3 separate regions of the Homo sapiens genome follow, and regions 1 and 3 are each linked to region 2. Evidence: chromatin loops called from intact Hi-C (ENCODE). Cell type or tissue: IMR-90. All regions are shown on one strand.

Evidence for each region. Hi-C counts contacts between places; a loop is a spot of excess contacts. Peaks named below come from ENCODE experiments on the same cell type or tissue, not always from the same donor. Only the 100,000 strongest peaks of a DNase experiment are listed, where the experiment ranks them.
Region 1: a loop joins it to region 2, with 2.5 times the contacts of the local background. A loop is called at or near these places in 2 of 110 quality-filtered maps.
Region 3: a loop joins it to region 2, with 4 times the contacts of the local background. A loop is called at or near these places in 2 of 110 quality-filtered maps.

What each region holds. Positions count from the first base shown.
Region 1 is chr19:31,261,557-31,264,056 of GRCh38, forward strand. It overlaps a transcript of TSHZ3 not described here. Among named protein-coding and RNA genes, the nearest start is that of TSHZ3-AS1, 59 kb to the right of the region's middle. In IMR-90, no CTCF peak of the experiment used is centred here; no DNase peak of the experiment used is centred here; H3K4me3 peaks cover 349 bases; H3K27ac peaks cover 647 bases.
Region 2 is chr19:31,124,525-31,127,024 of GRCh38, forward strand. It overlaps LOC124900621 (a long non-coding RNA gene), which reads left to right. Exons shown (of 3, transcript XR_935901.2): 3 at 1,163-1,225. LOC105372356 (a long non-coding RNA gene) reads right to left here. Exons shown (of 6, transcript XR_935899.3): 6 at 2,061-2,500. Among named protein-coding and RNA genes, the nearest start is that of LINC01791, 42 kb to the right of the region's middle. In IMR-90, a CTCF peak has its summit at 1,105; a DNase peak (open chromatin) is centred at 2,437; H3K27ac peaks cover 349 bases.
Region 3 is chr19:31,337,256-31,339,755 of GRCh38, forward strand. All of the region lies in intron 1 of TSHZ3 (teashirt zinc finger homeobox 3), which reads right to left. TSHZ3-AS1 (TSHZ3 antisense RNA 1) reads left to right here. Exons shown (of 3, transcript XR_002958388.2): 1 at 1-2,500. Among named protein-coding and RNA genes, the nearest start is that of TSHZ3, 11 kb to the right of the region's middle. In IMR-90, a CTCF peak has its summit at 991 (motif pointing right); DNase peaks (open chromatin) are centred at 976 and 1,416; H3K27ac peaks cover 2,269 bases.

The DNA.
Region 1 (2,500 bases), 140 kb after region 2:
CAAAAATGTGTTTCTTGCATTTTCAGTAGCATACTCCAAGTGTTCTCCATCTCAAAGTTTCTATAGATAGTGCGACTACTTTCACTCTGACCGTTGCCAAAATGTAGAAATTCATCGTTGACTGCAGCCACATATACGTTACAAGTGGAGCTGGGACTCGGGTTTCCTGCTTACAGAAACCGGGGGAGAGGTCTGAATTTTCTCTGTGTTCTTGTTCTATCACCTCTTGTCCTCCAAAAGTACTCTGTGGTTTCTCTCTCAAGGCACGTGCAGAGATAAATTTCATAGAGAGATGTTAAGCCATCAGTCACGGCTGAGTTTGTATATGAAGTCGGAACCCTCCCTGTCTGCGAGCCCAGCCCCCTCCACCCCAATGATTCTCCTATGGTGGCAAACTTATTTCAAAAATTCTGATGAAACACTTTGTAAATTTTGTTATTCTGTGATGATAATAAATCATTATAGCCTTAAACACTTCTCTAGCTTGGAGCCTCAGTCACAAATTATCTTGTCATTCTGACCAAAACATTCTCCAAAAAAGCTTGACAAGTGCTAAAACCCAGAACATGAAACCATGTGTTGTTGTGAAAGCAAGATTCAGAAATGTCAATTAATTAGATTAAGAGGCTACTTTTAGCTTTACCCGTGTTGCCAAATAACCCTTAAAATATGCATAGCAGTGGAAATCTACCTCCGCGGTACAGTACTTCAGTGCTGAGGGAAGACAATGGCTCGGACTAATGGACAAAATTGTTGTATCTGTCAGTCAGCTGCAAAGAATGATCTAGAAGCAAATGTCTTGCTTCTTTTTCCACAATGTGATTTCACGAGCTGGGTAAATGCTACCATTTATGAATTCGAAGAGCTCCCCCCTCCCACTCCACCTCTTAAAAATCATACACAGATCAAGAAGAAAAAGTCAAGTCGTTTTCATATGTCTTTACTAGTAAGATAGGTTTTTAATGTCTTTCTGTGCTTTTTTTTAAAAAATTTGCATTTGCATTTTGAAGTTCACTTTGTAAAAAAAATATATACCGTGGAGAAATTATTTAAATGTTTTTTTATCCCTGTTTCTTGAAAATCTTATCTTTAAATAATCTATATCCTCAATTTTATTTATGCCATAAACTGTTCCTATATTTTAATGGTCTGTTTGCTTTAAAAGGGGTTGTTGGTTTTAATAGCTCAGTTGCTATCTTTGTAAACTAAACTCCTTCTGACGAAATTCGAGCAGATCATCTCTGCCTGTGAGTGGAAGGCACATTCCAACCCCTGAAAAGGAAATTTAAGCCAAATAAATGTTCTGCCCAAATTAAAATACATAAAATGAATAGTTAACTCGGACAAGAGCTGATGGACGCAACAGTTGGGCTGCGGACATGTGGGTGTTGAGAGCGCTGACTGCCAGGCAGGACCTCAGGAGAGAAAACCCAGATGAAATTAATTTCCTGTAACCCCCTTTGTCCATTCCTCAGGACTAATTGATGGCAGTGCTGGCACGGACATCTTGGGTGAGCAGAAATGACCAGGGCAGACAGCATCGTGAAGGGTGGTGTGGGTCTCTGCCCTGCCGGGGTCTGAAGATGGCTGGCTCAGAATTGCAGCCTCTGAGCCAGGACTTGGAGGTCCCGGAGGACAGGGACAGGAAACTCTCCTCCAAATTCTCAAGGCCGTTGAACCCACCTTGATTATATTAGAATCCATGTGGATTCTGGCACTAATTTTAGGACAGGTCATTTTCATGGAGGAAGGACAAAGAAATGGCAGGGGGTGGGGAGTGTGGGCACTGGATGAGAATCCTATGAAGCTTTGCAAAGCTGCATGGAGATGTGACAGCAGCCCCTCTCCTCTTGGCATTCATAACCTCGCCACCCGCTGCCCACGGCTGCCCCCCAGCAGCGAGCACGAGGAGCTGCGAAGGCATGAAGGAAAGCTGCCTTCTCCCCAGCTGGAGTGCCCCCGTCCTGCTGGTCAGGGCAAGACGTGCCCTGTGGCAAGTGGGGGACTTATTGGGGGAGGGACTTCCTGCATGGGGCCACTTCCTGCATGATGTCATTTTGTGCGGGGCCAAGAGAGGGGGGACAGTGTGCCCTGCAGCAGGCTTCCAGGTTTCCATGTCTCACAGATCCTGTGGGTCCCCCCCACTCCTCACATCCCCACCCCTCTCAGCCAGTCCCACTGTTTCTAGCTAGCAATGAGGCAATTAATGAGCTGTATAGAGGCCCTAAGTTATCTCTGGAACTAGATGGGTAATAACCACATAAATAAGTAAATAATTAAATAACTAAATAAAATAAAACGGATGAGTGAGGCACCAGAGCTCTAGTCTCCATGGAATGAGTTGTACGGGGTAGCAGAAACAGTGGGGGAGGAGGGGGAGGCCCATAGCTCCAGCCTTGGCTCTGCCACTGACATGAAGTGTGTGACCTTGGGCAAGTCACTCCTCCTTGCTGGGAGCTCTCCCACCCGACCAAAGACCCCATGTAGAATAGGTGCCAAT
Region 2 (2,500 bases):
AAAGGGAGGAACAGGTTAGGCTTCCCAGCAGGAGAACGACCACAGCAAAGGCCTGGGTAGGGGTGGCAGGGGCCAAAGAGAGGACATCGTAGAGATTGCCTTTGAATAGAGGAGGCAGCTGTTCCATTGATGCTGAGTAAATGCTTTGCATATACTTTCTAGTTTCTCCTGCTGTTTCCCTGAGTTAGTTCCATCAACCTGTGATGGAATGCACAATATCTTGATGTCATTCTTTTTTTTTTTTTTTTTTTTTTTTTTTTAGAGTAGGGTCTTGCTCTGTCACCCAGGCTAGAGTGCAGTGGCACCATCATTGCTTACTGCAGGCTCAACCTCTTGGGCTCAAGTGATCCTCCCACCTCACCCTCCCGAGTAGCTGGGACTACAGGTGCACAACCATGCCCAGCTAATTTGTGTATTTTTAGTAGATATGGGGTCTCACTGTGTTGCCCAGGCTGGACCTCATGGCCTCAAGCAATCCTCCCATTTTGGCTTCTCAAAGTGCTGGCATTACAGGCATAAGCCACCACACCAAGCTCCTGATTTTCATTCTTATATCTCTCAGAGATTTTTAGTGTCACTTGCCAGAGGGCACCAGGGCCAGAGTCTAATGCCCAGTACTCAATGGTGAACATTTTTGCTGTGCCAAGAGAGAACCACTCGATTAGAGGTGGCTACTGCAGGCTTTGGAAGTTTTCTACGGTGGGAACCAACAATCCGTGATCCGCCATGGTCCAGTGCATGCAGCCTTGGCTTCTCTTCCCTGGACCTGGGAAGCCTGCAGATGCTGGAAGCAGCCCAGCTGTGGCCCCTCCACTGTTCTTGCCCCTTATGTGTGGGTGTGGAAAGAACTCTCATTCAGAGACATGGTGATTTTGGGATGGAGACGTTGCTTCCTCCAACCAGACTGCTTCCTTCAGTTTCCACTGCCTGGGCTCATGCATCAGTAAGTTCTCCTACTAGAAAGTTTATTTGCAAAAAGCCATGGCCATTTGCTCACAAAGCTGTGCCCACTTTTGTCTGTGTCTTTTGCCCATTTTTTTTTTTTTTTTTTTTTGCCAAATGTAGGGTTTAAAATAAAATTCCCGTGTTACTTCCCTGTAACTGTCATAACAAATTCCATGCACTTGGTGGCTAGAGACAACATAAATGTGTTCTCCCACAGGTTTGGGAACTGGAAGTCAGAAATCAGGAGTTCGAGACCAGCCTGGTGAAGCCCCATCTTTACCAAAAAAAAAAAAAAAAAGAAAGAAAGAAAATACCAAAAATGAGCCAATGTCTACAGGGCTTCGCTCCCTCTAGAGGCTTCAGGGGAGGACACTTCCTTGACTCTTCCAGCTCCTGGTGGCTTCCATGTTCCCTGGCTTGTGACTGCAGAGTTCCAACCTCTGCCTCCGTCTTTGCCGGGCCTTCTCCTCTTCTCCCACGGAGGCAGAGAAGCGTGTCCTCTCCTCTTCAGTCTCTTACAGGGACACTTGTCATTGGATTTAGGATCCACCTGGATATTCCAGAATGGTCTCATCTTGAGATCCTTAACTTTAAAGCACCTGCAAAGACTCTTTAACAAAGAAGTTACATTTGCAAGTTCTGGAACATGCTCATATCTTTTTGGAGGCCACTACTAAACCCCCTACAATTCTCTTTACATAATTTCCCAAAACTGTTTCCCAAAAAGTTGCCAGCAGTAACCAAATTCCAGAAGTGAAAGCATGACCCTGGCCCATGGTGACAAACCCGCTTTCTACCAAGTTGATCACCACCTAACTGTTGATTCTAGCCCTTCTAATCTTTAGCCTGTGGTAGCAAGCCAGGTACAATTTGGCATTAAGATCTAAGAATGGCCAAAGTCTCTCATTGCACGCAGTGCTACCCTGATGCAGTGGAAACTACACTAAACAAGCTCCGTGGGATCCTTGGGCCTTCTCCCGTCTCCATGACTCATTGGCTGGGAGACTTTGGAAAATTTTCTCTGCTTCTGTGAACTTCAGTCTCCCTATCTATAAAATGAAGACTAGATTAGAACAGGGGTTGATATGCTATAGCTTTTTTTTTTTTTTGGAGATGGAGTCTCGCTCTGTCACCCAGGCTAGAGTGCAAATAGCACAATCTCGGCTCACTAGAACCTCCACCTCCCGGGTTCAAGTGATTCTCCTGCCTCAGCCTCCTGAGTAGCTGAGATTGCAGATGCCTGCCACCACACCCGGCTAATTTTTGTATTTTTAATAGAGATGGGTTTTCACCATGTTGGCCAGGCTGGTCTTGAACTCCTGACCTCAGGTGATCCACCTGCCTCGGCCTCCCAAAGTGCTGGGATTACAGGCGTGAGCCACTGTGCCTGGCCAGCCTGCTTTTTTAAATAAAGTTTTATTGGAACCCAGCCTTGTCCATTTATTTACAGATCGTGTATGGGGGCTGTCATGCTGCAAGAGCAAAGCGGTTGCAACAGAGACAGAATGACTCAGAAAATGGAGAATATTTGCTGGCTAGCCCTTTACAGAAAAAG
Region 3 (2,500 bases), 210 kb after region 2:
CATGTCTCCAGCCATAAAACTGAGAAAAGGGGATAAGAAGAAAAGCGAACAAAAAACAAAACAAGGTTTCTTCCCATGAGTGCACTCAGTTCCTTACCAATTATACCTGAAATGGACTTTGCACCTATTAATAGCAAAGTTTTTCTAATCAGTAAAAATGGGATGATGGCATTTGTATCAAAGGTGTTTACAATTGTTCCTGCAAATTGGCACTTGTACTCCAATCACCTTCAACACTGCCCAAGTGCAAGGGCAGATGATCAAAGTTTTGCCTTCTTCCACGAAGTCTCAGCAAGGAACAACATCACCTTTGTACCACTGGCTACAATTCCAGGCACCAACAAAGAATACCAATCTGATTCTACCCAATTTTTGGCAGCAGCTGGACAACACCAAAAGTAAATTCTAAGTCATGCTGAATGCAGTGCAAAGTGTTAGGCTGCGAATAAAGTTATTTCAAAATAAACACACACACACACACACACACACACACACACAAAGTTGCCTGGAGTTGATGAGTGAATCAGTACCATTTCCATTTCTTTCCTGTTCATGGCAGTTGCAGGCGTTTTACATGTCAGGGAAAAGTTTGTCCCAGAAGCAGCAAGATAGGAACATTCAGCCCTTTCACAAATTCTAGATTCTCATTTCTTTAGGTAGAAAAACTCTTCCGTTCTAACTTTCTATCCCATCATTCTTAAAAATTAATGTCCACACTGTAAGTCATACAACAAGCCTTTGATTTCATTAGCAACCCCAAATAAAGTCACATATTTAATAGAATCCCTGCCAATTAAATTTGCACTATCGGGGCTCTCCCAGTAGTGTAGATCCAGCAGGAAGGCCTAGAGTTTCTGCTTTCCTTTTTCCACCAGGGAAGCAGGCTGCAAGGCCTCTTGCAGCAGAAGAGGTGGAAAGGCCAGAGCTTCACCGACTCCTCAGGCAGCTGGGGGCTGTGTCAGTGAACCAGGCTGCGTCCCTGAGTACTTCCAGTAGGTGGGGGTGTCCTGGTGCACACAGCTCAAGGGTGCAAACCCAGAAGCGATTAACTGGCAGGGCTTGGGAACAGCTGTCCACATCAGGCCTGGTGGGGGTCTGCTGGGGCCCTGCAGAGGGGACAGAGCTCAGACACAAAGGGGAAGAGGCTGCTGGGAGCCCGGGCAGGGAGCCGCAAAAGATTATTTTTTATCTGAAATATTCCTGAGACGTGGAAGTCTTTACGTTTCTTCATTCTCACACTACTAACCAAGCCAACCAAAAGATTTTTTTAATAGTTATATTGTGCTAAGCTTTTCAGATACGGTGTTGGTTTTTCTTTTTTTTTTCTTTTTTTTTTTTTTTTAGCATGACACGGAGTTTAAAAAAAATCAGACAAGGGTTCTGGCTTCAGCAACTGCAGCTCTGTTTATATTTTAATGTTTTGTACGTGACTGCTTCTGTGGGGGAAGAAAAAGAGGGAGAGAGAAAGTTGCCTGTGAGCTTTAGTGTAAATCACAGATACTTCATTTTTCTCTGTGTCCTTGGAAATTATTCAAAATTAAAGCCTTCCTCCCTCCATCTTTTTTTTCTTTCTTTCTTTCTTTCTTTTTTCTTTTTTTTCCAGTGGGGGAGTCTTCTGTATTGCACATGCGAGGGTTTGTGTCTGGTCAGCTGCAATGAGAAGGCAAGGCCAATCGATAGAAACACACACACAGGCCCCTACCCTGCCCCAGCTTGTCCGACTCTCAAGTTACAGGTTTACACGGCAAGTCTAAATAATATTCAAAATGATAAATGGTACCCGAAGCCCGGCATCCACCATCAATCTTTTTTTAAGGAACATCCATCTTCAATAACGCACGTTTGAATCATGTGAAGTCAGGAGCCCTGAGATTCATTTCTACCACCCTTTGCAAGCCAGGGTGGCTTGAATGATACCTGTCAACCTTTTTCTTTTTTCTTTTTTTTTTCTCTCCCCTTGACTAATGGGGAAAAAAAAAGGCAGGGAAAAGAGAAAAGGAATGAGAAAGGGGGGAAAAAAAGTCAGAAGAGTGTCAAAGGCTGAACAGTGTGGTTTAGCAGATAATATGAATGAGCATAACCTCTCCCGTGCCTCTGCCAATCTCCCACCCGCCACGCCACGCACCCAGCCATCCAGAAGCAGGCTCTACCCCCTTCTCCCCTGCCCAGCCTCTTTCCTCCCTTTCCCTCTTGCCAAATCAGCAGAGCTCCCTCCTGCAAGCCACAGGGTACAGTACCAAGAGGAGGAAGAGACAGCCTCACATGGACCTGGGCTTCCCTCCCCTCCCCGTAGTCTGGCTGGGGCCCATATGATAAATGACATATGTCATTCTGTCAGGAGGGAAGGGTGGGTCAGTGATGTATGACTCTGCTGAAAAGGAAATCGACTGTTTGGCATGGTGCAGCTCTTCTCCACCAGGATTTAGTTTCAGAACTCTGAAATGAATTCTCCGACGTTTCAAGTGCATACTTAGGGCAGGGTGATGGGAGGCCTGGGAAA